Regions from separate parts of the Homo sapiens genome. Here regions 1, 3 and 4 are each linked to region 2. A link is a loop called in an ENCODE intact Hi-C map of the cell type or tissue named here. Cell type or tissue: B cell. All regions are shown on one strand. Region 1 holds the start of ATP5F1A (ATP synthase F1 subunit alpha). Region 2 holds the start of EPG5 (ectopic P-granules 5 autophagy tethering factor). Region 3 overlaps EPG5 (ectopic P-granules 5 autophagy tethering factor). Region 4 overlaps PSTPIP2 (proline-serine-threonine phosphatase interacting protein 2).

Region 1 (8,000 bases), 130 kb before region 2:
GCGACCTCCAACCCCCGTCCCCAGGCTCAAGCAATTCTCCTGTCTCATCCTCTCTAGTAGCTGGGATTACAGGCTTGTGCTAGCATGCAGGGATAATTTTTTTATTTTTAGTAGAACGGGGGGTTTCACCACGTTGATCAGGCTGGTCTCAAACTCCTGACCTCAAGTGATCTGCCTGCCTCGGCCTCTCAAAGAGCTAGGATTACAGGTGTGAGCCAACACACCCAGCCTAAAATGATTTTCTTTTCAAAGGAAACTTACTAGCAAGCCAAGCTTATTTATTATTTATTTTATTTTATTTTTAGAGACAGGGTCTTGCTCTTTCGTCCAAGCTGGAGTATAGTGGTGATCACAGTTCACTGCAACCTTGAACTCCTGGGCTCAAGCAATCCTCCCGCTTCAGCCTCCTTAGTAGCTGGGACTATAGGCGTGCACCACCACACCCAGCTAACTTTTTGTATTTTTTGTAGAAAGAGGGTCTCACTATGTTGCCCAGGCTGTTTTTGAACTCCTGGCCCCAAGTGATGCTCCCACTTGGGCCTCTCAAAGTGCTGGGATTACAAGCATGAGGCACCACACCCAGCCTGTCTTGCTTATTCTTTTTGCTTCAAACATATCTCTGCTCTGGCTGGATGCGGTGCCTCACACCTATATTCTCAGCACTTTGGGAGGCCGAGGCAGGTGGATCACCTGAGGTCCGGAGTTCAAGACCAGCCTGACCAACATGGCAAAACCCCATCTCTACTAAAAATACAAAAATTAGCCAGGCATGGTGGCACGTGCCTGTAATCCCAGCCACTTGGGAGGCTGAGGCAAGAGAATCACTTGAACCCTGGAGGCAGAGTTTGCAGTGAGCTGAGATTGAGACACTGCACTCCAGCCTGGGCGACAGAGTGAGAATCCACCACAAAAAACAAAAAAAAACAAAAACTAAATATATCTCTGCTCTGTAACCAAATTTCAGATAAACTGGTGCAGCCCTTCAGTATGGGGCAAAAAAAGTTATCTTTATGTCTTTTGTCCACTTTTATCACTACAAATTTTACAAAATATCCCTGCAATTTTTTTTTTTTTTTGAGAGGGAGTCTTGTGCTGTTGCCTAGGCTGGAGTGCAGTTGAGCAATCTCGGCTTACTGCAAGCTCCGCCTCCCGGGTTCACGCCATTCTCCTGCCTCAGCCTCCCGAGTAGCTGGGACTACAGGTGCCCGCCACCACACCCGGCTAATTTTTTGTACTTTTAGTAGAGACAGGGTTTCACCATGTTAGCCAGGATGGTCTCGATCTCCTGACCTCGTGATCCGCCCACCTCAGCCTCCCAACGTGCTGGGATTACAGGCATGAGCCACCATGCCCGGCCTTTTTTTTTTTTTCAGACAGAATCTCACTGTGTTGCCCAAGCTGGAGTGCAGTGGTCACTGCAACCTCCATCTCCCAGGTTTAAGTGATTCTCGTGCCTCAGCCTCCTAAATAGCTGGGATTACAGGCATGTGCCACCATGCCCAGCTAAAGATGGGGCAGGGGGTGCAGGGATCTCGATATGTTGGCCAGACTCATCTTGAACTCCTGACTTCAAGTGATCAACCTGCTTCAGCCTCCCAAAGTGCTGGGATTACAGGTGTGAGCCACCATGCCGGCTAATTTTGTTGTTATTGTTGTTGTTGTTTTGAGATAGTCTCACTCCTGTCGCGCATACTGAAGTGCAGAGGCGCAATCTTGGCTCACTGCAACCTCCACCTGGCTCACTGCAACCTTCACCTCCTGGATTCAAGCGATTCTCCTTCCTCAGCCTCCTGAGTAGCTGGGGTTACAGGTGTGCACCACCACCCCCAGCTAATTTTTGATTTTTTAGTAGAGACGGGGTTTTGCCATGTTGGCCAGGCTGGTCTTGAACTCCTGACCTCAGGCGATCTGCCTGCCTTGGCCTCCCAATGTGCTAGGATTACATGCGTGAGCCACCATGCCCGGCCTTGTTGTTTTTAGAAACGATATTTTTTCCTGTTAGCTTGTGAAAGTTGATTGGGTCATTCTTGTCATCCCCAACTAAAACAGTGTCAAGAGGTAAAGGGAAAAAAAAGCACTCAGGGCACATAACATTGCTCCAAAAATGTAATTATCTGTAAGCCTGGCTGCTGAAACTGCCCGCTATAACCTAAACCAGTTTTTTTGTTTGTTTGTTTTGAGATGGAGTCTCACTCTGTCGCCCAGGCTGGAATGCAATGGCATGATTTTGGCTCACTGCAACCTCTGCCTCCAGGTTCATGTGATTCTCCTGCCTCAGCCTCCCAAGTAGCTGGGATTACAGGCACCCGCCAACATACCCAGCCAATTTTTGTATTTTTAGCAGAGACGGGGTTTCATCATGTTGGTCAGGCTGGTCTTGAACTCCTGACCTCAGGTGATCCACCCGCCTCGGCCTCCCAAAGCGCTGGGATTACAGGCGTGAGCCACCGTGCCCGGCTGACCTAAACCAGTTTTATCTAATTAGCTGCTAAAAACAACCTGCAGTGACTCTAAGGATCGTTTTACCTAGTTGCCATTACTTGCCAATCAAAACTTGCCAGCTCCCCAAAACCTTACTAGTGACAATGAACTTTCTTAAAGAACAATATACAACAGTTCTCTTTTTTTGTTGTTTGTTTTGATATAGGGTCTTGCTTTGTTGCCCAGGCTGGAGTGTTCCGGTGTGATCACAGCTCACTGCACTCCCAAACTCCTGGGCTCAAGTGAACCTCTCATCTTGGCTTCCCAACGTGTTGGGATTACAGGCATGAGCCACTGTTCCTGGCTATATTTCTCTTTTACAAAAATAAAACCTCTAACCATCTGTTTGTTCTTCTGACGTACCAAAGACCACCCTGTTTGTGTGTATGCCCTGAATGGCAATTATTGCTTCCCAAATGTTTTAAATTTATAGATTTGTCTCTGTATTTTATTTTACTTGGACAGCCTTTTTCTTTTTCTTTTCTTTTTTTCTTTCTTTTTTTTTTTTTTTTTTTTTAGATGGAGTTTCACTTTTATTGCCCAGGCTGGAGGACAGTGGTGCAATCTGGGGCTCACTGCAACTTCTGCCTCCCGGGTTAAAGCAATTCTCCTGCCTCAGCCTCCCCAGTAGCTGGGATTACAGGTGCCCGCCCCCATGCCGGGCTAATTTTTGTATTTTTAGTAGAGATGGGGTTTTGCCATGTTGGCCAAGCTGGTCTCGAACTCCTGACCTCAGGTGATCCACCCGCCTCAGCCTCCCAAAGTGCTGGGATTACAGGCGTGAGCCACTGCGCCTGGCTTGGACAGCCTTTTTGTACCCCTGATTCCCAGGAGAACTGCTGCTCTATTTTCCCATGGCTTACCTTGAAAAGAGTAGGATACTAGAGAAAAGGATGGCTAATCACGTGTTTACAAGCCATGTTTCAGGAGATGACCCTTGTAGCCCGGATATTTATTTGCCTCACCAAAATTCAGGTTCTAGGTGTAAGCCAGGATTTGGGGGATGGAACTGAAAATGCTTCTCCAAACGGTGAAAAGCGGGCCCAGCGCAGAGGCTGAGGAGGAAGGATCACTTGAAGCCAGGAGTTCGAGACCAGCCTGGGCAACATAGAGAGACCTCCCCCCACGCCCTGCCCACCACCGCCGTCTTTACAAAAAAATTAGCCAGGCATGGTGGTGGGACCACAGGGGCACAGGCTGAGGTCAGAGGATTGCTCCAGCCCAGGAGTTCCAGGCTGCAATGAATGGTGATAAACCCACTGCACTCTTTCCTGGGCAACAGAGTGAGACCCTGTCTTAAATAAAATAAAATAAATAAATAAAAAAAAAAGAAAAGTGAAGGCAACGTTAATAAGTGTCCACTATGACATAATAATAACCAGCATCACACACACACACAAATCTTGCATATATCACAAAAATCTCAGTATGGTAATTCTGTGGAGAAAAAAAAAAAGCCCATCCAGGTAAGCATAGAAAGTGTTTTTTCATCATCTCCCTTTGACTCCAAATGAAGAAGCAGAGTTCCCAATAGCATGAACTAGATGTTGGCAGAGGAAAAAGCGAGTCCTCGTCCTATCCTGGTGTAAACTTCTGATTCTGGACAATTCTCAGTAGGATTGGCAATGACTCTTCTAGGCCTCCTTGTGATTGTTGATATATTTTTTTTAATTTAAAGTTCCGGAATACATGTCCAGGACGTGCAGGTTTGTTACACAGGTAAATGTGTGCCATGGTGGTTTGCTGTAACTATCATCCCATCACCTAGGTATTAAGCTCCGCATGTATTAGCTATTTATCTTGATGCTCCCCTCCCCCGGTTATCAGGATTTTTAAACAGTTTGCTCTAATTCACTGACAGGATTCTTTTAGAATGAATCTAAAAAAGCTGGGAATCTTTAACCTGAGCGCAGATCGGATCACGTGGAACGGTGCTGGTGTTTGTTAAAAATTCAGATTGCCCCGAATTTTCGACTCAGAGGGTCTGAAGTGGGGCTAAGATCTGCAGATTAACGGGCTCCGTGGGAGGCTCCCTGCTGGTGGCCAGTCCCGGGGTTTAGCTGTTCACTGTTGCTACTCGTGCTAAACCACGGTCTAACACTACCGACACTATTAATCGCCCTGGTCCTCAAGACAGCCGCGACCCCAGACGGGTGAGGCCCTCATCCTCTAGCACCAGATGGGGCCTGGGAACTGCTGCTTAGCAGATTCAGCTACCCACGTGGTCACCCGGGGCAACCACAAGGTCGACTCAAAAGACCAAAATAAATGTATAACGAATGCCAGGACCAAAGCCGGAATATATCTAATCATTCATTTTGAGGTTTAAACTTAAAAATGTTACATAAAAAAATAAGTAACCTGCCAAAAAATGCAGAGTGGCGGCGGGGGCGGGGGGAGAGGTGGTGAACGCGAGGGGCAGTACTTCCGGGTCAGGTGGGCCGGCTGTCTTGACCTTCTTTGCGGCTCGGCCATTTTGTCCCAGTCAGTCCGGAGGCTGCGGCTGCAGAAGTACCGCCTGCGGAGTAACTGCAAAGATGCTGTCCGTGCGCGTTGCTGCGGCCGTGGTCCGCGCCCTTCCTCGGCGGGCCGGACTGGTGAGCACCGAAGGCCGGCATGATGCAGGCGGCCGGGTGGGGCTGCAGGGTGGTGGTGCGCCGGCTCGGGCGCTCTCTGCAGGAGGGCGAGGGGCTGTGGCGAATGCCGCCATCTTGCACCCGTGGCTTCTCCGGCTGGACAGAGCAGGCGACACAGGTGCCCTTTTGCTCGTCACCTGCGCAGAGGCAGAATGGTACAGGGCAGACAGTTAACTCGATGGTGTCCAGAGACAGGGCCTCAAGATTCCTGTCTTCGGCTGACAGCGGCCCTAGAAGGGGGATCTTGGGTGAAGGTCAGGGCTTGGGCGCTAGCTCTCCGAGGCCTGTTCTGAATCGGTGAGGTTCCTCTCTTTCGATTCTTAGGGTCGCGTCCCGCTGAAGGTCAGAAAACTGCTGTCAGCTCTTGTTGAAGCTAGTCAGTGGAGTCTGACATTGTGTGAAGGTCAGCAGGCCCAGCATTTCACCTCTGCCTGGAGCTCAGTTTAGAGGAAAGGAATAAATGAAGGTGGTTTTTGGAATACTTACGTAGGCTTTCTCTTAGTGCTGAATACGAAACGACCGTGAAAACGTCCTGCAGGTGCAAAGAACCATTTCATGTGGCCAGCACTGTGACAACAGTGAAGCTGGTTTCTAAATTGTCTCTCCGGCAGAGTGTGTGCTTTGTGGCACTTGGACGTGTTTAAAGAATTTGTCCTTGAGTTTTCCACCTGGTTTTGAGTAATTTTTAGTGATGGAGAATTCAAGTAAAAGAGAACAAGGTTGGAAAATGGCTGTAAGGATTAATACCCTTCGTTATTTGTTTCCCTTGAAATTAACATGATTTCAGTGTAAACGCATTGACACTGACACTTTTTTTTTGTTCTAAAAGTAATCTCAATTTGAAAGGTGAAATAAACATGTTGGCTGTTTTGCTGCCTTAACAACCGCTGGTAGCATCTTGGGTTTCTGTTAACAAAAAAGCATTTTTAACGGTTTTCATCTAGCTCCTATGGAAGGTAGAGGCTTCAGAATTGACAGTGACCAGTCGCAGTATTACAACTTGAAGGAGAAACTGAAGGAAGTTCCAGGTGGCTGCAGGATTTGTTGAGAGAGTAAAATAAGTCCACATGCCACAACTCTTGGTTTCTAATCTAACTCTAGCATTTATTCAGTTTTTGTTTGCTTGTTTTTTTTTTTTTTTTTTTTTTTTGAGATGGTGTCTCGCTCAGTCGCCCAGGCTGGATTGCAATGGCGTGATCTCCGCCCACTGCAACCACCGCCTCCCAGGATCAAGTGATTCTCCCACCTCAGCCTCCCGAGTAGCTGGGATTACAGGCACCCGCCGTCATGCCCTGCTACTTTTTGTAGTTTTTCGTAGAGACGGGGTTTCACCATGTTGGCTAGGCTGGTCTTGAACTCCTGACGTCAGGTGATCCGCTCGCCTCGGCCTTCTGAAGTGCTGGGATTACAAGCATGAGCCGTCGTGCCCGGCCGCTTGTTGTCGTTGTTGTTGTTGTTGTTTTTAAGTAAAATTGGAACTACTTTGAGTTTTGCCCCTTGTAGGAAGCTGTTTATCTTAGAATTCCTGCAACTCCATTAAAATACATCTAAAGTCAAAATAATAAAAATTGGGTACCTTTAAAGGGAAAGACACTTACATTTTGTTAACAGTTGCTTTTTTTTTTTTTTTTTGAGACGGAGTTTTGCTTTTGTCGCCCAGGCTGGAGTGCAGTGGCGCGATCTTGGCTCACCACAACCTCTGCCTCCCAGGTTCAAGCGATTCTCCTGCCTCAGCTTCCCGAGTAGCTGGGATTACAGGCATGTGCCACCACGCCCAGCTAATTTTGTATTTCTAGTAGAGACGGGGTTTCTCCATGTTGGTCAGGCTGGTCTCCAACTCCCGACCTTAGGTAATCCGCCCGCCTTGGCCTCCCAAAGTGCTGGGATTACAGGCATGAGCCACCGTGCCCTGCCAATAGTTGCTTTTTAAAATACTGACTGCCAGGCCGGGTGCAGTGGCTGACGTCTGTAATTCCAGCACTTTGGGAGGCCAAGGTGGGTGCATCACCTGAAGTCAGGAGTTCGAGATCAACCTGGCCAACATGGCGAAACCCTGTCTCTACTAAAAATAAAAAAATTAGCCGGGCATGGTGGTGGTCGCCTGTAGTCCCAGCTACTCAGGAGGCCGAGGCATGAGAATCGCTTGAACCTGGGAGGTGAAGGTTGCAATGAGCCAAGATCGTGCCCCTGCACTCCAGCTTGGGTGACAGAATGAGACTCCGTCTCAGAAGGAAAAAAAAAATGTGTGTGTATATATATATTTACTGCCCAGTAAATATATATTTATTTACTGCCCAGTCTGGGCAATATGATGAAATCCTGTCTCTATAAAAAAAATAAGTACAAAAATTAGCCTGGCCAGGTGGCGCACTCCTGTGATCCCACCTACTGGGGAGGCTGAGGTGGGAGGATCACCTGAGCCCAGGAAGTCGAGGCTGTAGTGAGCCGTGATTGAGCCACTGCACTCCGACCTGGGTGACAAGAGTGAGACCCTGTCCCAAAAAAGAAAAAAAAATAAGCCGGGTGCGGTGCTCACGCCTATAGTTCTAGCACTTTGGGAGGCCAAGGCGGGTGGATCACTTGAGGTCAGGAGTTCGAGACCAGCCTGGCCAGCATGGTGAAACCCCGTCTCTACTAAAAATATAAAAAATTAACCTGGTGGAGGTGGCGCACCCCTGTAGTCCCAGCTACTCGGGAGGCTGAGAATCGCTTGAGACTAGGAGGTGGAGGATGCAGTGAGCCGTCTCAAAAAAACAATAATAATAAAGTACAGACTGCATTTTAAAAATATGCGAGTGTTTACTGTGTACTAGGAGCTGTATAAAAGGTTTTCACATATATCAAAAGCTACTTTCCCATTTGACATTTTAAACAAAATGCTTT
Region 2 (8,000 bases):
AATTTAGTTTTTGTTAAGTCTTTTTTTTTTTTTGAGACAGAGTCTCACAGGCTGGAGTGCAGTGGCGCAATCTCGGCTCACTGCAACCTCCGCCTCCCGGATTCAAGCGATTCTCCTGCCTCAGCGTCCTGAGTAGCTGGGATTACAGGTGCACGCCACCACACTGGGCTAATTTTTGTATTTTTAGTAGAGACGGGATTTTACCATGTTGGCCAGGATGGTCTCCATCTCCTGACCTCGTGATACACCTACCTCGACCTCCCAAAGTGTTGAGATTATGGGCGTAAGCCCCCATGCTCGACCTTTTTTTTTTTTTTTTTTTTTTGAGACAGGGTCTTGCTCTGTTGCCCAGGCTGGAGTGCAGTGGTGCAATCTCAGCTCACTGCAACCTCCGCTTCCCAGGTTCAAGTGGTTCTTGTGTCCCAGCCTCCTGAGTAGCTGGGATTACAGGCAGGTACTTGTAATTACAAGTAGTACGGGATTACATGCCCGGCTAATTTCTGTATTTTTAGTAGGGACAGGGTTTTACCATGTTGGGCAGACTGGTCTCGAACTCCTGTCCTCAGGTGAGCCACCCACGTCGGCCTCCCAAAGTGCTGGGATTATAGGCGTGAGCCACCATGCCCGGCCCAGTTTTTGTTAAGTCTTCAAGTTATCTTTATACATACCTCAACATTATTTTTATAAATCTAATAGAGTTTCATAGTCATGTTCAAGGGGGAACCTTAACAATTCATCCACTCACATTCAACAGACCAAAGTCCCTTAAACAATTGGTCCCATCATCACTTAAATTCCTTCAAATGTTTTATACTACAGTATTAAATTCAAAATATTAATTTTTTTAATGTTGCCTGAACTGACCAACCAACCATTCTAACTACTTAAACCATCCTACTAAGGTCTAACAAATTTTTTTTTTTTTTTTTTTTTTTGAGACGGAGTCTCACTCTGTTGCCAGGCTGGAGTGCAGTGGCATGATCTCGGCTCACTGCAGCCTCCGCCTCCTAGATTCAAGCGATTCTCCCGCCTCAGCCTCCCGGGTAGCTGTGACTACAGGTGTGCACCCAGCCAATTTTTGTATTTTTAGTAGAGACGGGGTTTCACCATGTTGGCCAGGATGGTCTCGATCTCTTGACCTCGTGATCTGCCCGCCTTGGCTTCCCAAAGTGTTGGGATTACAGGCATGAGCCACTGCACCCAGCCACAAATTCAGTTTATAAATATGATAGATCTTAATTTCTCAGAGATATTCCATGATTATGTAAGCCGTATAAAATTATCTTATTTTTAACTAAAATATATGTAATCTAAAATCAGGTAGTAAAATACATATTTTAATTTGGAATCATAAGGTCTATATCCTTTAATTTGCCAAATTATCGTAACCAGTACAAGCACTTTAAATACAAAAAGATACAGTTTATTCCTAATTTAACACAAAAGGATTATGCTGTCAGCTTAAATTACTTTATCTGCTTTGTATTTGACTTTCCTGAGATGATACTTTACTTCCAGGAATTGGTTTACTTTTTTTTTTTTTTTGAGATGGAGTCTCGCTCTGTTGCCCAGGCTGGAGTGCAGTGGCGCCATCTTGGTTCACTGCAACCTCCGCCTCCTGGGTTCAAGCGATTCTCCTGCCTCAGCCTCCCAAGTAGCTGGAATTCCAGGTGTATGCCATGACGCTACGCTAATTTTGGTATTTTTTTAAGTAGAGATGGGGTTTCACCATGTTGGCCAGGCTGGTCTCCTGACCTCAAGTGATCTGCGCTGCTCTGCCTCCCAAAGTGCTGGGATAACAGGTGTGAACCACCACTGCCGGCCTGTTTACTTTTTCAAGCTACTGTCTCACAGGTTGGGTTTAGCAGCCCTGGGAACTCAGGTTGCTTATCAGTCAGTTGTCTGGCTGGGACATGAAATCCTTGACTGCATATGTTCGGGAACTTTTCTGAGCCCCTGCTCCCATTGTCCCTTTTAAAATTGTTGCTGTGGCAACAGAGACTTCAAGTCTATATCCTTCAAAAGGAGTAGTTTCAAAACCACCTTCTCGGTTCAAATTATATCATTACCTAACTGATTGTTGCTTTACCTTTTGTTTGGATTCTACTGAACTTGAATTGTCTGGCTGTTGGCCTCACTTTCTGAAATTAATCCAACGACAGATAACTTCGTGATGGAAAATGTAGGTCTCCTTAGTAGTTAGCCCTCTGCCAGGTGACTTCGTTTCCACCTCCCCTTATATATTGTTCTTCCTTCCTCTCTAAATTCTCTAAATCTCTGCTTATACAGAGCAATCTGGCTCTCTCTGGCCTCTCCAGTCATCATACATCATACTCACATTCACCATCTTGAGAAGTGCAGTAAGCCACATAAATGCAGCAGAAGTACCTTATGCAGTCCTAGGAGGCTGTGGTTTTGAGTTGCTTTTTTTTTTTTTTTGGAGACGGAGCCTTGCTCTGTCACCCAGGCTGGAGTGCAGTGGCACGATCTTGGCTCACTGCAGCCTCCACCTCCTGGGTTCAAGCAATTCTCCTGCCTTGGCCTCCCAAGTAGCTGGGACAAGTAGCTGGGACTACAGGCGCACGCTGCCAGGCCTGGCTAATTTTTTGTATTTTAGTAGAGATGGGGTTTTACTGTGTTGCCCAGGCTGGTCTCGAACTCCTGAACTCAGGCAATCCGCCTGCCTCGGTCTCCCAAAATGCTAGGATTATAGGTGTGAACCACTGTGCCAGGCTGAGGTGCTTTTTAAAGAACCTTCATTTCTTTCCTCCTTCTCCTCTTTCTCCCATCCTCCCTGATTAACCTCTTTTTTGTGTGGAACTCACCCCTGCCCTGGTGTCATCCCTTCATTCAGTCTTTCCAATGTATGCCTCTTTTACCAGTTAGGCGATGATACACGTATCACAATGTATCTATGCATTGTGTCTGCTTCCCAACTAAACTGTAAAACATGCAAATTGAGAGTAGGGTCAGTTGTGTTTTGCTGACCAAGTAGTGGGTAGCACATAGAGAACTTTAAATGTCATAAATGACTTAAACTGGGAGAGGTCAGAGAGCAAGGGTATTCCAGACTGGGAGAAATATCAGCAAAAGTTATGGATAGTAATGGTGGTATAAAGATTTTGTTTATATTGGCCAACTCTTTGCAGGTGATAACTTTATATACATGCACACACACACACACACACACACACACACACACACACCAGGACATACAAAGTACATGTATATTCTGAGTAGCTTAATAATTTTTGTTGTTGAGGATTTGGGAACAAAATACACGAAATTGTATTATATACTCAATTAAAATATCATCACAAACAAGCAAACTGCATCTCTGAAGTCTTTTCCATTTTTCATGCCATATTGCTGGATTTTTTATTCTAGGGTATGCTACAGGTGGGTGGATGGTCTTTTTCCTCCCTCCCATACACTCCATTTCCTTTTCTTCTTTTTCTTTTCTTTTCTTTTTTTTGAGATGGGAGTTTCGCTCTTGTTGCCCAGGCTGGAGGGCAATGGTGCGATCTCGGCTCACTGCAACCTCCGCCTCCCAGGTTCAATTCTCCTGCCTCAGCCTCCCGAGTAGCTGGAATTACAGGCGTCCACCACCATGCCCGGCGACTTTTTTGTATTTTTAGTAGAGTTGGGGTTTCACCATGTTGCCCAGGCTGGTCTTGAACTCCTGACCTCAGGTGATCCACCCGCCTCGGCCTCCCAGAGTGCTGGGATTACAGGCGTGAGCCACTGCGCCTGGCCCACTCCATTTCAACGATCTTACCCCACCGCCAGACAAAACTCATACTCATTTGTGTGATTCACGAAATATTTATTTAGTATCTACTATGTGCTACTACGTGCAGTGTTCTAAAGACCCTTGGATACATCAGGCAACAAAATTAAGAACCCTGCCTTTGAGGATCTTACATTCTGGGAGGATTGACAGACACTAACAATAAGGATACAAGCAAATCACAGAAATCCTAGAGCTGGGAAGGGAAGATGTGGACAAGTTTTTCACATCTGGAAATTTCAAATGAAGCACACTGTAAAATGTATACTAAGAATACTTTTACGGATCTTATTTATCTTGTTACCTGTTTGCCTGTCCTTTTAGGAGCACATGTCTTTTTTCCAGTCTGGGAATTTGTACAGTAATGATAATTAATAACTACCATGTACCGACATGCCTGCCGCTACCAGGCACCTTTCTGGGAGAGCCCATTAAATTCTCATGACATCCGAAAAGGCAGGTGTGATCATTCCCCTTTACAAAAGAGGACGCCGAAGTGCACACCCCGATGGGCGTCAGGGTTTCTTCCTTGCGCGCAGTGCGGATTTAGGCTAACCGACTGGATCTGGTTTATCTGAAGATGAAAAAAAAGAATGGCAAACCCACTTTCCGGATTTCTTCAAGCCGACGCGGGTGAGGTGTGCGAGCGCGCCCGGGATCCGCACTGAGTGAGGTTCCGCAGAGCCGGGAGACGGAGGAGGTGGGTCAGCCTGGGTCGCTGCCCTTGTCCAGCGCAACCCAAGACACCTGCGCGCCGGGTGGAGCCAGGGCTAGGGGTGGGGCCTGGGCTCCGGGAAGGGGGCGGGCCTGCCTTCCTCCAGTGCAAATGCGTCCTGGAGTGGTTTGTCCTACGTTGCGGCCCGTAGAGGCGCCGACTCACCGCCTCTTCTCCGGGAGTGGCGGAGATTCGATCATGTGACAGTCCGGAGGCCAGAACCGGGCAGGTTGCTTGAAGCGCAGGGGTTTGACAAAAACAAACGGTGACGGCGCCGCGGAAGGGTCTATGGCCGAGGCGGTGAAGCCCCAGCGCCGGGCCAAGGCCAAGGCCAGCCGGACTAAAACAAAGGTGAGGATCTCCCCCACCCTCCCGAGGCTCTGGCAGTGTGCTGTGTCTCCTTGCTCCTCTCTTCGGCCTCCCCAGCCAATTCTACTCCCGTTCCCTGAGCCCTCTGCATCTTCCGCCTCCACCTTCCAATATTTGATCCCACCACCCGTTGACACCGGCCCTTCTCCTCCATTCCTTCTCCATATCCCCCTGCCACACTCTGTCAGGACCCCATTTTTCCTTCTCCCTCCTGTGACTTCACTGGCCTCTTCCTTTTCTGCTCTCTTGGCTTTCCTCACCTGGGTCTGGTTTCCTGCCGTGAAATAATTTTTCTCTTTCCAGCCCCATCGTTGACTCTCTCTTTACTCTTTTATATCCTAGAACATTTTTAGTCCCTGCCATGCATAAAGAGGGAATGTTCCCCTCCTCCACGCGGAGAAGGTACCTTTGGCAGAACTTTATAAGTAGACTAGTGCTGTGCCATTTCTGATCACTTTGAAAGTTCAAGATGATAGTAGTGCTGCCTCTGTTTATTTCTTATTGTCTTGATTGTTTATAAGGGGCATGAATGGCTAGAAATTAACCCAGGGCGGGACTCACACAGTAGGGAAGTGTTTGAATTTTCTGAGTTTCCTGTATTAGACTACATGTGGTATTAGAGTGATTTTAAGTTGATTTGTTTATAAGTGCAGTCTGGATTTTCATTTTATTATAGTACATATATACACATATATACATATGTACACATATATACATATATACGTACATATATACATATGTGTGTGTGTATATATATGTATATGTATTTTTTTTTTTTTTTTTGAGACAGAGTCTTGCTCTGTCGCCCAGGCCGGAGTGCAGTGGCGCGATCTCGGCTCACTGCAAGCTCCGCCTCCCAGGTTCACGCCATTCTCCTGCCTCAGCCTCCCTCCCGAGTAGCTGGGACTACAGGCGCCTGCCACCACGCCCGGCTAATTTTTTGTATTTTTAGTAGAGACGGGGTTTCACCGTGTTAGCCAGGATGGTCTCGATCTCCTGACCTCGTGATCCGCCCGCCTCGGCCTCCCAAAGTGCTGAGATTACAGGCGTGAGCCACCGCGCCCAGCCTATGTTTTGTTTTGTTTTTGTTTTTGTTTTGATATGGAGTCTCGCTCTGTCGTCCAGGCTGGAGTGCAATCTCGGCGGAGTGCAATCTCGGCTCACCGCAACCTCCGCCTCCCGGGTTCAAGCGACTCTCCTGCCTCAGCCTCCCGAGTAACTGGGATTACAGGCATGCGCCACCACACACGGCTAATTTTGTATTTTTAGTAGAGACGGGGTTTCTCCTTGTTGGTCAGGCTGGCCTCAAACTCCTGACCTCAGGTGATCCGCCCATCTTGGCCTCCCAAAGTGCCCGGATTACAGGCGTGAGCCACCGCGCCCACCCTATTTATATATATTTTCTAAGATGAACAGATTAAATGCTGCTCCCGCATGGCCAGACCTCATAATTTTGGCTTACCTGAAACAGAGTTTACATTTGGGAAATAAGGAGGATGGTATTACAAGTACAGGACATTTTTTTCCCCAGAAGTGGGTGATGTTCCAAAGCAGGTGTAATTTAAGCATGATACTGTAATCCGATTTTCTCATGGGAACAAGGTTTTAACAGGAGGGTAGTGTTCATAGGTACCATACTTAGTAGACTGTAGATGACTTATGTGGATTTCTTTCATTATGATGCTCTTTTTTTTTCTTTCCAACTTTTATTTTAGGTTTAGAGGGTACAAGTGGAGGTTTACTACATGGGCAAATGCACACCTTGGTGGTTTAGTGTGCAGATTATTTTGTCACCCAGGTAATGAGTATAGTGCTTGACAGGTGGTTTTTTTATCCTTCCCTTCTTCCCACCTTCTGCCCTCAAGTAGGCCCTGGTGTCTATTATTCCCTTCTTTGTGTCCATGTGTACTTAATGTTTAGCTCCCACTTATAAGTGAGAACGTGGTATTTGATTTTCTGTTTCTGCATTAATTTGCTTAGGATAATTACCTCTAACTGCATCCATGTTGCTGCAGGGGACACGATTTTGTTCTTTTTTATGGCTGCATAGTATTCCATGCTGAGTATTTACCACGTTTTCTTGATATGACTTTTTAAACGGCTGTAGTGGAGTTAGACACATTGGTGTATCCAGGTCTGTGAGGAGTTATTCTGGTGAGAAAGTCATTTTGGTACCAAATTTCAGGAATTTTATTTATTTATTTTGAGACAGAGTTTCGCTTTTGTTGCCCAGGCTGGAGTGCAGTGGCGCGATCTCTGCTCACCACAACGTCTGCCACCTGGCTTCAAGCAATTCTCCTGCCTCAGCCTCCCGAGTAGCTGGGATTACAGGCTGGGTAATTTTTGTATTGTTAGTGGAGATGAGGTTTCACCATGTTGGTCAGGCTGGTCTCGAACTCCAGACCCCAGGTGATCTGCCCACCTCGGCCTCCCACAGTGCTGGGATTACAGGCATGAGCCACCACACCCGGCTCAGAAATATTTTTAAAAGAAATGCTTTTGCATTGTATTGGGTTGGTAAAGAACTATCCAGGCCCAGGAGGAAGAAAAAAGCCATTGGCCAGCTATGCATAAGATCCCTAAACCTACTTAACGATGAGACTACAGGAAAAAAAAGAAAACATACCTATCCAGTGAAGAAAAAAAAAAATTCCTGAACCTATAATGCAGTAGTGCATAACACATAAATGTTAGTTGTCTATGAGAGCAGAATCTTAAGTCTTAATCTCTAGTTTTTTTCCCCCAAGATATTGATGAAACTAAAGCCTCCGGGGATTAAATATTGCTCAGTGTCATGCAGTTCGTGAGAGAACTCAGGTTAAAGCCAGAAATCCTGACTCTCAATCCAGGAACTTAATAGTTATTTCATGTATCTGTATGTCTTTTGTCTTTCCATAGATAGAATGTTACAGATGCTTTAAAAAGTCTGTTAAGGGGATTCCCTCTTAATTTATTTTGTTTAAAACAATTTCTAAATTAAAAAGTTAAAAATCTTAAGCTTTTAGATCCATCATGAAAAACCAATTGATTATATTTTTTATCCATCTTAGGCAACTTTCCTATACAAACATACATTAATTTTTTTTTGTTAAAGTTTATGAAGAGGCCTTTATTTCAGAGGCATTT
Region 3 (8,000 bases), 93 kb after region 2:
AAGACTCTACCTCAAAACAAAAACAAAAACAAAAAACCATTGATTTATTTCTCATATGCTTTATATTTTTGCCACTCTCTTATAAAGTCAAAGACCTACTATATACACCCCCATCACAGTGTATCATAACACTTTACTAAAATACATATTTAGTAAGCATTTTTTGACTAGTTGTCTCTTCCAGGTAATGGAGACTATACAGTGGCTTTCAGACTTTTTTTATAAGCTTCGGTTATCCAAGATGGACTTTAAAAGCTTTGGTTTATTCTCAAAATGGAGTCCTTATATGGCTGATGTGAAGACATTCTTGGGCTACCTTGTGAAAAGGCTGATTGACTTAGAAATGACCTGTTTGGCCCAAGACCCAACTGCCAGCAGGAAAACAGGTAATATACTTCTCATGCGATGTGGAGCTAGGTGTTTGGACTTTCCATTAAGAGAGATTTAAATAGGCACATTAAGAGATTTATATTGAGTGTCAAGGAGAGAAAGTAGAAATATATAGAACAGGCATGAGCCCATATATGTGTCATATATGTCACAATATATGAATGGATATATTCATTACATAGTGAATGTAGGGTGCTTGCTATAGCTTGTCTCTGCCCCTCCTTTGCAGGTTGGGGTACAGAGAGGTTTCAGTTTCCAACCCTTTCTGTCATTTGTCTTACTAAGATGGGGTTCTAAATCTTATACATTTATCTTTTTTAAAAGTGTGTTATAAAATTATCCATGATATTGTATTGTAATACAAATTCTTCAATTCAGAGAAATTCCAGTGTAGCCAATGAAAACGTAAACATACATAGTTACACTAAGCATGTTGTTTATACATTAACATAGGTTTATGAAGCTACAGATAATAAGAGGTAGATTTTTCTATATAATGTGAGCAGTGATATTGACAAATGACAAATGATGACCTTTGTTTTGTCTCTAAAACTTTTTAGTGCTGAAATCCCTACATTCAGTAATCATTCAGCTCTTTAAGCCATGGATCCTGGTTTTAGAGGACAACGAAAGGTAAACAGTTTTTTAGATATTCAAATTCCTTTGACGTTTGTAGACTTAAAATTCTAAATGGTATTTGGTAGAAGTGATGAGTTCACAGATTTAATTTTTTAGTGTAAGGCCATATTTAAATTTAGAAAAGGCTTCTTTTCAAAACTTAAGACATTTTCTATTTATGGAATTGCTAGTCTGGATCATCAGAGATATTATCTTGATAATAATTTTGGAACAAAACTGGACACTCATTTCCAGTTTTCCACAATAAGAGGTTGAATAAACTTTAGTGTTTAATTTCAGAAAAAATGATGCTGTTCGCTTGAGGGTTTTATGAGACTGATTTTTCTCTACTACATCAGTTGTGTTTTGGAACTAAGTTGGCTATAAAATTATTGGGTGGGAATTACCTTTAAATCTAGGACTCTTCAATTAAAGCATTATTTCACAAGCATTTGAAATACTTAGAGGTATAGAGCTGTCCAAATTCAGTGAGTTGCCTTCTGAGTCTTTTTTTTCCCTGAAAGTATACAAGCAGAAGCTAGTTGAACTTGTCAGGGTTTTATAAAAATTACGACAGTGGTAAACATCACATTATAGGAGTTGTTTTCAAAAACTTGAATTTGATTCTGAGACTCAGAGAACATGAATGTCAAACTCAAGTCTCATAGCTGGTTGGTTAGTGCTGAAGCTGCGACTAGAACTCAGGTCTTAGACTTCTGTTTCTAGACTCTTTGCATTAACCCATGATGCTTTACGAGCCACTTAAGGAAAGTATAAAAGGTTCTGAATGTTTGCTTTTGCTAGAGGGCTATCTGAATAATCTGCAAGCTTCAGGATTTTATAGTGACTGTGTACATATAGACTGCTTACCATAGTGCTGGCTGCTTGTTTATTTCCAGTAAGAATTAACGGAACCTATTTGGATATTGAGTTTTCTAGACCAGATTCAGAAAATAAAAAAAAATTTTTTTTAAGACAGAGTCTCACTCTGTTGCTCAGGCTGGAGTGCAGTGACGTGATCTTGGCTCACTGCAACCTCTGCCTCCCAGGTTCAAGCGATTCTCCTGCCTCAGCCCCCTGAGTAGCTGGAATTACAAATGCATGCTACCACGTCCAGCTATTTTTCAATTTTAATTTTTATTTTTTTTGTATTTTTAGTAGAGACAGTGTTTTGCTATGTTGGCCAGGCTGGTCTTGAACTCCTGACCTCAAGCAGTCTGCCCACTTCTGCCTCCCAAAGTGCTGGGATTACAGGCATGAGCTCCCGTGCCCAGCCAATTAAATTTTTCATATAAAGAATTTCTCTGGGCCAGGCGTGGTGGCTCATGCCTGTAAACCCAGTACTTTGGGAGGCCAAGGCAGGTGGATCACTTGAGGTCAGGACTTCAAGACAAACCTGGCCAATATGGTGAAACCCTGTCTCTGCTAAAAATACAAAAATTAGCTGGATGTGGTGGTCGGTGCCTGCAACCCCAGTTGCTCGGGAGGCTGATGCAGAAGAGTTGCTTGAACCCTGGAGGTGAAGGTTGCAGTGAGCCAAGATCGTGCCACTACACTGTAGCCTGGGTGGCAGAGAAAGACTCTCTCTCTCAAAAAAAAAAAAATTTTATTTGCTCATTTTCTATTTGTTAATATTTGGCCATCTCTTTGTTATGTGAATTTGATTTTTTTTTTTTAATGCTTTGAGTAGAGAAAACTGTTGAAGCTGACTTAGGGTGTTTTTCTACGGCATTTGAAATGTAACCAAGATGTCCAAGGGTCTAAATTTGATGTAAAAAGATGTTAATTTAAGGGTTATTTAGATAGCACATTTTTGAAATCTAATTGCATTGGAATAAAGGGTATGAAGGAGATGAAAGAAAATTATATGGCTGGTGTTACAAGCTACAATTCGCCTGCAGTTATTTACAGCCTTTTAAGTATTCTAAATGTGTGTCAGGCCTACATAATGGACAGGCTTCCAGGACTTAGGCCAGCCCTAGACACTGGGACTTAACAGTATTTTAATCACGGTTGCATTCCTAAGTGTGTGCTTCTTTTCTTTAAAGCAGCCAACAGCGGCATTACCCCTGGCTAGAGAGTGATACTGTGGTGGCCTCAAGCATTGTGCAGCTGTTCACTGACTGTATTGACTCACTGCATGAGAGTTTTAAAGGTAGGAAGATGTCAGGCTGTCTCTGCTTAGTTTTCATTTTTCCCTAAGTCAGTCAGTCTTTTTCTTCTACTTTCCTCTATTTAATTTTTATTTAATAGGCAGTTATTTGTGACTGAAGAAAAGTCGCTGATACAATTATTTAGTGTTAAGTGTGTAACTTTTTTTTTTTTTTTCTTTTGGAGATGGAGTCTTGCTCTGTCGCCCAGGCTGGAGTGCAGTGGTGTGATCTGGGCTCACTGCAGCCTCTGCCTCCCAGATTCAAGCAATTCTCCTGCCTCAGCCTCCCGAGTAGCTGGGACTACAAGCGCATGCCGCCACACCTGGCTAATTTTTTTGTAGTTTTAGTAGAGACGGGGTTTCACCATGTTGCCCAGGCTGGTCTCAAACTCCTGAGCTCAGGCTATCTGCCCGCCTCGGCCTCCCAAAGTGCTAGGATTACAGGTGTGAGCCACCACGCCCGGCCTTTAGGTGTGTAACTTCTTACCTTTTTTTGTTAGGTTGCTCTGAGTTTCTCAGTTATGGTAAATTTGCAGTCTTTCTCTCTTCCAATATTGCCTGTCCTGCATGTTGAGTTTCTTCCTGTCCTCCCTAACTCTTAACCTCTTTTTCATATTTTCTGTCTTTTTTTGCTTTATTATGGGTAATTTCTAGAGGTCTTCCTTCCATTTCTTTAGTCTCTCTCCAGCTCTGTCTCATCTGCTTAAAATATATCAATTGAATTTTTCATTGAAGTGATTATTTTTTCCATTTCTAGATCTATTTGTTTGTTTTTCAAATGTACCCTGATCCTTTTTGGTAGTATCTTTTCTTTCATTTAAAATTCTATTTTTTATTTCCTTAGAATTTGTTTAAACATGCTTACTTTATGATGTATGTACATTAATTCTATTATCTGAAATTCCTGTTGGGGGTTGTCTTATGCTGCTGTTTAATTTTCCTTTGGATTCTTGTTCTTGGAGGCATGTTTCCTTGTGTGTTTTTAAATTTTGTATTGTGAGCCCATATTTAGAGAGACTGATGGGAATCTCATAAGGCCTAGGCTGAGGGTGTGTAAGTCCTCCAGAGAGGATCTACATTTGTTGTCAATTGGAACTACTTAACTTCTTGGTTTGGGGTTTCCCGTGCTACCAGTTACATGAAATGAAACCCCAAACTCACTTGCGGGCTGGCCTCAATTCTCACAGTAAACTTTTTGATCTCTCCTGACTCACAATCTAGGGTAAGGCAGAGAAGTTTCCTCTTTTGCCCCATTCTACCCTTTCAGTAAGAATATAGTCCTTAGAAAACCTCATGTTCTGTCCTCTTGTGCTGTTAAAACTCAGCAGGCAAATAGTCCTCGGTTGGCTGGTTTCAGCATCTGTTTAACACTCTGGCTTCCTCTTTGCTTCTGGCCCATGGTGTTTTCTTCCACTGAATACACCTAGTGCCCCTGTGGCTGCCATGTGTTTGTGTGGCATTTAGTTATAGAGTGATATGGTTTGGCAGTGTCCCCACCCAAATGTCATCTTGAATTGTAGCTACCATGATTCCCATGTGTTGTGGGAGGGAGCCAGTGGAAGATAATTGAATCATGGGGGCGGTTTCCCTCATACTGTTCTCCTGGTGGTGAATGAGTCTCATGAGATCTGGTGGTTTGATAAGGGGTTTCCCGTATTGCTTGGCTCTCATTCTCTCTCTTGCCTGCTGCCATGTAAGACATGCCTTTCATCTTCCACCATGATTGTGAGGCCTCCCCAGCCACATGGAACTGTGAGTCTGTTAAACCTCTTTTTCTTTGTAAATTACCCAGTCTTGGATATGTCTTTATCAGCAGTGTGAAAATGAGCTAATACATACAGTTAAGCATATGTCATCCAGTTTTGTTTTTTTTTTGTAATAGATTTTATTTTTTGTTTAACGGACTTTATTTTTTAGAGCAGTTTTAGGTTTACAGCAAAATTAAGTGGAAAGTACAAGAATTCCTTTATACCTTCTGCCCCCACACATGCACAAGCCTTCCCCACTCTGGACATTCCACACCAGGGTGATACATTTGTTATAATTGATGAACCTACATTAAGGCATCATTATCAATGAAAGTCCATGATTTACATTAGTGTTCTCTCTTGGTAAACACATTCGGTGGGTTTTGACAAATGACAAATAACATGTGCCCACCATTGTGGTATCATACAGAGCAGTTTCACTGCCTTAAAAATCCTCTGCGCTCTGCCTGTTCATCTCTCCCTCCCCTCAACCCCTGATCCTTTTACTATCTCCATAGTGTTACCTTCTCTAGAATGTCCTATGGTTGGAATCATAGCATTTTCAGATTAACTTCTTTCACTTAGTAATAGACATTGAAGTCTCTTTATGCCTTTTCATGGCTGGATAGCTCATTTCATTTTGTCTGGCTGTACCTTATTTGTATTTCTGATTTATCTTTTATATATCTTATCTTACCTTGAAGAGGTGTAAACTCTTCATAGAATAACAGAAATGTTATTCTTTGCTTCTTTTTGCTCCCTACAAAACTAGGGTAATGCCATATTCTCAGTGTGTGTTTGATAAATAGTGGTTCAATGAGTAACACATGAAATCCTAGTAGTACTCAATTATTTTTTTGAAAGGCAGACTTCTAGCTGCTTTTTACCATCCAGAATATATTGATTACTGAGAAAAAGATTTGAGCACCAAATTATAATCATAAAGGCTATATATTTAATTTCTTTTTTTTTTTTTCCTTTGAGACTGAGTCTCACTCTGTTGCCCAGGCTGGAGTGCAGTGGCAGGATCTTGGCTCACTGCAACCTCTGCCTCCTGGGTTCAGGCGATTCTCCTGCCTCAGTCTCCCGAGTAGCTGGGACTACAGGCGCCCGCCACCACACCCGGCTGATTTTTGTATTTTTAGTAGAGACGTGGTTTCACCATATTGGCCAGGCTGGTTTTGAACTCCTGACCTTGTGATCCGCCTGCCTTGGCCTCCCAAAGTGCTGGGATTACAGGCATGAGCCACCATGCCCAGCCATATTTAATTTCTTAGTATAGGGGAAAGCACCCCAAGGCTCTCTTGCCCCTGTATATGAATAAAATAAGAAAGTGGCATAGGACAGAAGGGTTCACAGACATCAAGACTTGGTAGCTGGGTTCAAAGAAAGGAAACAGGAGAGCTTTGCAAGGTAGGATGAAGAAGTATTGCAGCTTTTTAGTGAGGTTATCTGATCCACTAGCTCCTTCTATGGATGAGAAAAGTGGGGACCTGAAAATGAAAAGAATTTATCTGACGTCACAGAATTTGTGTCTTGGCTGGAACTATCAGCTCAGTCTATCCTAAGACATCCTTCTGGATATCTTCTACATACTTACCCAACTTTATCTAAACAAAACTGTCTTTTATCCATATTTAAACGAATGCTATCATTAACCTCTGTCTTAAAGGTTGTTAAAAATGTGCATTCCTGTTCCATGCCGGGTTGTGGAATTGAGGGTACAAGCATGTTAGAAATGAGAGTTGTCTGGTACAATGTGTTGATGCTCATTGGCTTTTTTTTTGGACAAGGAGTCTCACTCTGTTGCCCAGGTTGGAGTGCGGTGGTGCGATCTTGGCTCACTGCAACCTCTGCCTCCCTGGTTCAAGCAGTTCTCCCACCTCAGCCTCCCGAGTAGCTGGGATTACAGGTGCCTGCCACCACACCTGGCTAATTTTTGTATTTTTGGTAGAGACAGAGTTTCACCATGTTGGCCAGGTTAGTCTCGAACTCCTGACCTAAAGTGATCTGCCTGCCTCGGCCTCCCAAAGTGCCGGGATTGCAAGCGTGAGCCACTGCACACAGCCTCGTTGGCCATTTTTTAAAAGATTTGTGTTGAGAAACCATCAGGTTTCTGTTCTTACTGTGTGTGGCTCTCTCTTCTTTGACTGCATTCCATTAGCATGGAACCAGAAAGTCTGAAACCACTTGTTTTAGACTAAATGTCCCTTATATAGTCATTAGCCCTTGAAGGCATTAATGGAATTGATACTTGTGAGGATAATATTGAGTAATAATCCAGGTCTCAGAAAAGCGTGAGATTTATTTTAGAATGACTTACATGAATGACAGTTAATGGACTAGTTTCATTGCACCAAGGGTTAATTAAGTTTTAGTCATTTGGAACATTTCCACCGTTTCTAAAATTAAAAAATTAATGTTATTTTTGATTAACAAATCATAATTATATACATTGATGGGTACAGTGTGATTTACAGTGTGGCATGATTAAATCAAGATAATTAAGATATCCATCACCTTGCTTACCTTTCATTGTTTATGATGAGACATTTAAAGTTGGTTCTCTTCTGATTTCGAAATACGTAATGCATTGTTGTGGACGGTAGTCACCCTGCTGTACAATAGATCCTGAAACCTATTCCTCCTGCCCTCTGAAACTTTGTGCCCTTTTGATCAGCAACTCCTCATTCCCTCCCTTTTCCCCTGACACCCCACAGCCTCTGGTAACTGTCATTCTATTCTCTACTTCAATGAGTTCAACTTACTAGATTCCACATATGAGTAAGAGCATGTGGCATTTGTCTTTCTGTGCCTCGTTTTCTTCACTTAGCATGAGTTCTCCAGATTCATTCATGTTGTTGCAAATGACAGGATTTCCTCCTCTTCTAAGGCAGACTGGTATTCCATTGTGTATATACACCACATTTAGAAAAATCCATTCATCTTTTGAAGGACACTTAGGTTGTTTCCATATCTTGGCTATTGTGAATAATGCTGCAGTGAACATGGGAGTGTGGTTATCCCTTCTCCCTATCGATTTCCTTTCTTTTGGATATATACCCAGAAGTGAGATTACTGGATCATATGGT
Region 4 (8,000 bases), 60 kb before region 2:
CAACAAAAGAGTCTAAAGAAATCTTAATGGATATAATTCTGCGGCTAAAAGGATAAAATGCCTGTATATTATATATTTTTAAAAATGAAAATGGACTGAACATCTTTTTACATGTAAAAATATTAAATGTTCATTGTAGCATGTTATACATTTTTATATAGATACAGTGAACAGAGATTCAGAAAGTTAGAAACAGTTACTAGGGAGTTAAGATGCATCTTTTTCTATAACTAGAGTCAGCTTCAGGTGCACTTTACATTGTCAGGAGCTGGAAAATCTTTAGAAGTAGAGTCGAAGAATAGAGGCCTGAGAAGAAACAGGTTTCTTGCTCAAACTGTAGTACTGAGTACTGTCTAAGACCAGAAAGGCATGAAGGAGAAATCACTTGCATGGTCTCAGAGCAAGCAGATAGGGCTGCCCACAGTACCAGGAGCAAGATGAAGCCAAATCACATAACAGCCATGCAAATGCACCTCCACCAAAAAAGGAGAGAAGGAAGGAATGAAGAAATATATCAAGGCAAAAGCAACAAAGAACCAGAGCCCATAACTCAAGAACAAAGCCAATCCAACATGTGGATAACTGATCCCAAGTAGAAAATTTACCCAAAGGAATAGTGGAAGTATTCAGAGATATAATACAGGAAAAATGTCATGAAAGGAAGGACTAAATAGATCTGAAGGGCACACTATGAACCAGGAAACTCTGATACACAGTAATCAATACTGATTATGATTACATAAGGATCAATGTTAACACACATCCTGGCTAAGTTATTGAATTAAATAAAGAATTCTTCAAATATCAAGGAAGGAAAAAACAAGTTGTCTATACAGAAATAATCAGGGGAAATTTGGGATGGCCCCAGGCTTCTGTACAATGACAGAAGCCAGTGGAACAAGTTCAGCCAAGTTCTGAGGAAATATTTAAGAACATTCGTTATACCAGTGAGGTTGTCAGTCCAATATAAAGTCCACAGGTAAATAGTCTCAAATATGAAAGAACTCAGGGAATACCAACCCCCTTCCTACCCTTGAACTATTTTGGCAAAAGATTACGTAGTGATAAAATTTAGTCAAGCAAGAAATGAATCCAAATTAAAATCTTCAGGATGAATAATTGTGGTAAGAGGACAATTATTGAGCCTCAAATTCATTGTAATAAATAGTTCAGACTAAATAACTGGGGGAAATATGATTGGAGAACAGAATATGTTATACACAAATGAAACAAAATGTAAACAATATTGAGGAGGTGGAAGTACAACAATGCTCATTATCTAACACTTCCGGCATGCTGTCAAACATCTAAAAATGGTCAAAAACACAAACAAATTGTTAAAATGTTTTCATATCTCTATCCTCTTACTTTTTTTTTTCAAACAAAAGCTGCCACATGTTTATTAAGACATTACTGGTTCTTAAGCACAGCTGGCTCTATAAGCCATTTTCCATATATTATCACACATTCAGGAAAGTTTCTGAGACGATATATCAAGACAGGCTTCTCTTGTGACTCAACTGGACTTCAAATAGTCTCTTTAGAAGTCTGAGTAATGGTGCAACCTATAATCAGGGCCTTGCCCTTTTCTTTCTTTCTTTTTCTTTTCTTTCTTTTCTTTTTTTGAGTCGGAGTCTTGTTCTTGTCACGGAGGCTGGAGTGCAATGGTGCAATCTCAGCTCACCACAACCTCCGCCTCCTGGGTTCAGGTGATTCTCCTGCCTCAGCCTCCCAAGTAGCTGGGATTACAGGCACCTGCCACCACACCTGGCCAATTTTGTATTTTTAGTAGAGATGGGGTTTCTCCATGTTGGTCAGGCTGGTCTTGAACTCCCAACCTCAGGTGATCCACCCGCCTCGGCCTCCCAAAGTTCTGAGATTACAGGTGTGAGCCACCGCGCCCAGCCGGCCTTGCCCTTTTCATTCCCCAAGGCAAAGTATCCACCTCTGAGAGAAAATTCCATGGCGTAAACATGAGAAATAGTTTTCTTTTTAATGACTGGGAAGTTTGAAATACTGTACAGGAAGGAAGATGAACCAATGACTGCTTCTTTCATTTTTCCTGAAGCAATTGCCAATATTTCTGTAGTAGGATTGAATGTCAGAGAATTAACACCTGTAACCAAGTTCATTATAGCTTTCATTGGCTTTGGGTTTGTTCCTTCGAGACAAGAATCTTGATTATTTATATTTACTGCTCCACAATTAGAACCACAAGCAACTGTCCATTCCTAGATGTGGCAATGCTTAATCCATATAAACTGCCTTAATCAACAAATCTGTTAAGGCACCTCCTTGAGTTCACATCCCAAACATAAACTTCTCCATCCCCGAAGAGGCATATACTTTCTTACTATCTGAAGAGAACGTGGATGCTGCAACCCTTCCATTAATTTTCATGCTTCCAATCAGTTCTTTGGTCTTCATCGATAGCAAATGCAAATACCCAGCAATGCCATTTATGAGCAAGAAGGACCCATCTGGGGAGACATCTTCAAAGCTCCTCACTATCTTCTTTCAAACCTCTCACTTGATGCACAGGAATTAATTTCCAGCTAGCATGTCATAGACATAAAAAACCTTGCTGTGAGTACTCATGGCTAAAACTTCTTCCCCATTAGCACTAAAATAAGCCTTACAGTTTGGAAACCTTTCCAAACAGGTGCTCTGGATTTTAGGATTTGTTCTTCCATCAACCTGAAATAGTGATATAGGTTATCTAATCCAGCGACCATCACAATCTGTGCACAAGGACGGAACTGCACAGATGAGATCTGAGCAGCAGAAGGACGTTCAGCATTACCATGCTGGCAGTTCTTCATCTTCAGGATTCCTCTTGGAAGAGAAGTTGATGTGGATATGAAATTCCCAGTCCTTTGCAACAAAGCATCTTCATCCTCTTCACTTTCATCATCTGAAGTTGTTTTCAGCTTATTAGTCTCTGCCCAGGCAGGTACTCCTCCCACGGCATGCTGGAATTCTTCTTAAAGTCGCTTCTTAAGTTTGTCTTTCTAAAGTTTACTTTCACTAGCATTTTTCATCATTATCTTTCCGAAACCGATTGTTCATCATGTCAACCATTTCCTCATCTTCATCTTCTTCATCCACCCAAATTGGCTTCTTTTGAGGTGCACAATTACCTTTTGCTTCATTCTCCGCTTCTGAGTCTCCCAAGTCTTCATGTCCTTGAACCCACGGACCCCGCAGACGCCGCAGCAGCGTGTCCTCGTCGTCCTCGACATCGCCGAAGACCAGCTCCTCCAGGCACCACTCCACGGCCGGTTTGTCTTCTCCAGCGTCGGGCGGTTCCGCTGCCGGAGCCGTCTCTCCTCTTCCCTCGCCGCGCTTGGCCTGGCCGGCGGTTTTCGCTGGGATGAAGCGGCAGCCTTTTGGGGCGGCTCGCTCGGCCCCGCTCCGGCTTTCCAGTCCGCCCTCGTTCCGGGCTAACGCTTCGGCTTCGCTGCGGTTCTACTGTGCAGTTTCATTCGGCTCCTCAGTTCCCGCGGCATCGTTAGGTTTGAGGAGAAACGCAGGCGCTCGCGTGAAACCTCACTGCGCATGCGCGCCTCTTTTCTTTTTGAGACACTGTCTCACTCTGTCGCCCGGGCTGGAGTGCAATGGCGCGATCTTGGCTCACTGCAACCTCCGCCTCCCGGGTTCAAGCGATTCTTCTGCCTCAGCCTCTTGAGTAGCTGGGATTACAGGCACGCGCCACCACTCCTGGCTAATTTTTATATTTTTAGTAGAGATGGGGTTTCACCATGTTGGCCAGACTGGTCTCAAACTCCTGTCTTCAACTGATCCGCCTGCCTTGGCCTCCCAAAGTGCTGTGATTACAGACGTGAGCCACCGTGCCCGGCCCTCTTACTTATTTTCATAAACTTTTTCTTTTAACCTCAGAAAGATCTTTGAGGAACTAATTTTTCCTATGGTAAAGAGACTATTATTTCAATTTTAGTAATTCTTTCAGCTTCACTTCAGTTTTTTTTCTTCTGTGAAATTAAAATCAGATTAAAATTTCAATTTTTATTTACTTATTTTATTTTATTTTATACAGGGTCTTACTTTGTCATCCATGCTGGAGTGCAGTGGCGCAGTCACGGTTCACTGCAGCCTCAAACTCCCAGGCTCAAGTGATCCTCCTACCTCCGCCTCCTGAGTAGCAGGGACTACAGATGTGTGCCACCACACCCAGCTAATTTTTGTATTTTTTTGTAGAGACAGGGTTTCCCATGCTGCCTAGGCTGGTCTCAAACCCTTGGGCTCAATCGATCCTCCCACCTTGCCCTCCCAAAGTGCTGGGATTATAGGTGTGAGCCACAACACCAGTCCAAGCTATTTTTAAAAGGCATGTGGCATATGGTCTTATTCTTTAAAAAAAATTTTTTTAATATTTTTATTTATTTATTTATTTATTTATTTATTTATTTATTTATTTATTTTTGAGATGGAGTTTTGCTCTTGTCGCCCAGGCTGGAGTGCAATAGTGCGATCTCAGCTCACTGTAACCTCTGCCTCCCCGGTTCAAGCGATTCTCCTGCCTCAGCCTCCCAAGTAGCTGGGATTGCAGGCATGCGCCACCATGCCTGGCTAATTTTTTGTATTTTTAGTAGAGGCAGGGTTTCACCATGTTGGCCACGCTGGTCTCGAACTCTTGACCTCAGGTGATCCACCGCCTTGGCCTCCCAAAGTACTGGGATTACAGGTGTGAGCCATTGCACCCGGCCATATGGTCTTATTCTTTAAAAATTATTTGTTGCATGCATCTGTTCATCCTTCCTATTTGTATACCTGCAGAAAGAAATCCCTGTTACAATCATCATCAAATATTAATACTAATTAGTTTTAGTTGGTGGAATTTTGGGTTGTTTGTTTTCTTCTTTGTACTTTTCCTTCCTATCATAGTGCGCTGCAGCCTTGAACTCCCAGGCTTAAGTGATCCTCCTGCCCCATCCTCCCCCAGTAGCTGGGACTACAGGTATGCACCACCACACCCGTTTATTTCATTTATTTATTTATTTAATTTTGTAGAGGCGCGGTCTTGCTGTGTTGCCAGGGCTGCTCTTGAAATCGTGGTCTCAAGCAATACTCCCGTCTTGGCCTCCCAAAGTGCTGGGATTACAGGCATCAGCCACTGCACCCATGCCCAGCCTGTACTTTTCTTCATGTTTATTTTTGAGTAATGAGCATGTATCATTTTAATAAATTGGGTAAAATCATTATTTAGAAAAGACAAATGACAGGATGGGAGAAACTTTGTAACATATGTAAGAATAAGTTGTATATACATAGTCTATAAAGAACTTCTACCAAATTAATAGGAATAAGGCAAAATGCTCAGTTAAAAAGTTGGATGATAACTTACAGAAGAAGAAATGCAAATAAACAATAAGCGTATAAAATGATGCACAACCACACTAGAAATCAGGGAAATGCAAATTCAAAAAGAAGTTCTTCCTTTCTTCAACCTCCCTCTCACACTGGTAGCAATTTTAAAAGATTATTTATATCCACTGTGGGTCAGCATTCCTGGAAATGGGAGCTCCTGTACACTTTTTGTGGAAGTAGAAATTGAGAAGACTTTTTTGGAGGACACTTTGGCACTATTTTTCAAAAATTTAAAATGCATTCTTTCCCCTGACCTAGTAAATCCACTTTCTCAGAACTCTCAGAAAAACACTCTCAAGCTGGGTGTGGTGGCTCATGCCTTTAATCCCAGCACTTTGAAAGGGTGAGGCAGGTGGATCACCTGAGGTGAGGAGTTCGAGACCAGCCTGGCCAACATGGTGAAACTTTGTCTCCACTAAAAATACAAAAATTAGCTCGGCATGGTGGCGCACACCTGTAGTCCCAGCTGCATGGGAGGCTGAGGCAGGAGAATCGCTTGAACCCGGGAGGCGGAGGTCGCAGTGAGCCGAGATTGTGCCACTGCACTCCAGCCTGGGTGGCAGAGTGAGACACTCTCAGAGATGCCCGTGGATATATGTCCACAGATGTTCAGATGTTCATTTAGGTTTTTTTCTTTTTTCTTTTCTTTCTTTCTTTTTTTTTTTTTTAGTGGTAGTGAAAACTGGAAATAACTCAGGAGACTTTGTACTACAGAGAACTCCATATTGTGAATGTGGTGGATCCCTATGTGCTGATAAGGAACATTCTATATGATGTGTTACTAGGTGAAAAACAGAACAGCAAATAATAGAATGATCTCAATTACATAAACATGAAAGTTACACATATGTGTATATGTGAGATATGGGCATGTAAATGCAGAGAAAAGGGACTGGAAAGCTAACTATTAACCTTGGCAGTGGCTGCCCCTGGGGAGAGCAGTGGAGCTGGAAGAGAGTGGGAAGGTGCTGGCGTGTTTTAGACTGTCTACCTTTGTGGTGTTACAGTCTTTTACCGTGAGGATATATTCATTTATTACTTATATAATTTTTTTAAATCTGAAGAAAAAAGTAGGGTAGATGAGCCTAAATCACTCTGTCCTAATCGTATGGTTTATATAAGGCTGGGCTGAGACAGAAGTGGAGATGGTGACAAAAAGCAGTGGGGAGAGGGGAAGGGGAAGGAGGATGTTTAGTGCTGAGACCGACCCTGCAATGCTGAGTAACAATCAGTGTTTTTATAGGGCATGCTGACTGCAGAGTTTCTTTCCTGAAATCCCCCTTCCTTTGGTACAGTTTAGTTGCGTATTTGAATTGCTTGTGAATGAAGGGCTCTATAGCATGGTAAAGGGCACTCTTAGAAAAGATGGAGGAGGGTTGGGCATTTCTTATTCCACTTAAACAAATGTTCAGTTTTACTGTAATGTTCGCATAATGTCCATGTTAGGGACTTCCAGCTGGAGAAGACCACCATAGAGATGAGGGCCATCGATCTTTTTACAGTTGTTCCCTATCATACAGAGGGAGTCTTGCATTTTAGAGAATGGTGTTGTATCTGAGCTTCTATGGTCACAGGTGCAGTTTTGCTTTCCAAGGGAGGGTCATTGTGTCTTAACAAAGAGTCAGCTCTGAGAAGGACCCATAACCCTCTCTTCTGTTCCCCTAGGGCAGCAATTGAAGAGAGGTATGGCAAAGATCTGCTCAACCTCTCTAGGAAGAAGCCGTGTGGACAGTCTGAAATCAAGTATGTATCAAGTTTTTTTCTGGTTTCCAGGTTGGTTAATAATGCCTGGGAGCTCCCTCGCTTCAGCAGACAGAGTTACCAGGAGGTTGAAGTATGCTGGCTGAAAAAAAAATTTTTTTGGAGATGGGATCTCACTATTTTGTCCAGGCTGGGCTCAAACTCAAGATCCTCAGTCAGGCGCAGTGGCTCATGCCTCTAACCCCAGCACTTTGGGAGGCCGAGGCAGGTGGATCGCTTGGGCCCAGGAGTTCAAGACCAGCCTAGGCAACTTGGCAAAACCCCATCCCTACTAAAAATAGAAAAATTAGCCAGGCATGGTGGCCCATGCCTGTAGTCCTAGCTACTTGGGAGACTGAGGTGGGAGGATGGTTTGAGCCCAGAAGGCAGAGGTTGCAGTGAGCAGAGATTGTGCCACAGCATTCTAACCTGGGTGTCAGAGCAAGACTCTGTCTCAAAAAATTAAAAAAAAAGATCCTTGCATCTCAGCTGTCCAAGTCACTGGGAATACAGGCGCGTGTCACTGTACTTGGCCTGAAAAAAATTATAATTTTTTTTATTATTTTCAATTGTGAAAAATCAAGACAAGCAGAAAAATGGCTAAAGTGGACTATGAAGCCACAACCTGTTATTAATACCTTCTAAGTTTTTCTTGAAGTTTTTTATATGTACACCTTTTCGTAGGTAGGGCTATATTATATATATTTATACTACAAATTTAATAGTAGAGCTTCCTGTGTGTGTATATGTGTGTGTGTGTATTGTATGTGTGTGTTTTTTAAAAGCAAGAGAAGACAAGAGGAAGGGCAATGTCCTATTTGTCCCCATTAGGACCTCTGAAGAGACATAGACTTCTGGGCGTCTCTGCAAGT

What was found. A loop is a pair of places that touch in the nucleus more often than their neighbours do. Peaks named below come from ENCODE experiments on the same cell type or tissue, not always from the same donor. Only the 100,000 strongest peaks of a DNase experiment are listed, where the experiment ranks them.
Region 1: a loop joins it to region 2, with 15 times the contacts of the local background. A loop is called at or near these places in 8 of 110 quality-filtered maps.
Region 3: it touches region 2 in a loop (11-fold over the local background); 6 of 110 quality-filtered maps call a loop at or near these places.
Region 4: a loop joins it to region 2, with 13 times the contacts of the local background. A loop is called at or near these places in 7 of 110 quality-filtered maps.

The regions. Positions count from the first base shown.
Region 1 is chr18:46,095,250-46,103,249 of GRCh38, reverse strand. It overlaps ATP5F1A (ATP synthase F1 subunit alpha), which reads left to right and starts at 4,954. Exons shown (of 12, transcript NM_004046.6): 1 at 4,954-5,078. The coding sequence starts at 5,019. RefSeq lists enhancers at 5,289-5,438, 4,355-5,554, 5,529-5,588. In B cell, no CTCF peak of the experiment used is centred here; a DNase peak (open chromatin) is centred at 4,919; H3K4me3 peaks cover 2,398 bases; H3K27ac peaks cover 2,676 bases.
Region 2 is chr18:45,964,033-45,972,032 of GRCh38, reverse strand. EPG5 (ectopic P-granules 5 autophagy tethering factor) reads left to right here and starts at 4,704. Exons shown (of 44, transcript NM_020964.3): 1 at 4,704-4,856. The coding sequence starts at 4,794. RefSeq lists an enhancer at 4,444-4,945. In B cell, no CTCF peak of the experiment used is centred here; a DNase peak (open chromatin) is centred at 4,652; H3K4me3 peaks cover 1,712 bases; H3K27ac peaks cover 1,221 bases.
Region 3 is chr18:45,871,399-45,879,398 of GRCh38, reverse strand. It overlaps EPG5 (ectopic P-granules 5 autophagy tethering factor), which reads left to right. Exons shown (of 44, transcript NM_020964.3): 33 at 185-386; 34 at 951-1,023; 35 at 3,057-3,163. Among named protein-coding and RNA genes, the nearest start is that of SIGLEC15, 50 kb to the right of the region's middle. In B cell, no CTCF peak of the experiment used is centred here; a DNase peak (open chromatin) is centred at 4,418; H3K4me3 peaks cover 832 bases; H3K27ac peaks cover 1,893 bases.
Region 4 is chr18:46,023,740-46,031,739 of GRCh38, reverse strand. PSTPIP2 (proline-serine-threonine phosphatase interacting protein 2) reads left to right here. Exons shown (of 15, transcript NM_024430.4): 3 at 7,054-7,131. It also overlaps the pseudogene LOC100422497. Among named protein-coding and RNA genes, the nearest start is that of PSTPIP2, 45 kb to the left of the region's middle. In B cell, no CTCF peak of the experiment used is centred here; DNase peaks (open chromatin) are centred at 3,539 and 3,843; H3K4me3 peaks cover 941 bases; H3K27me3 peaks cover 1,881 bases.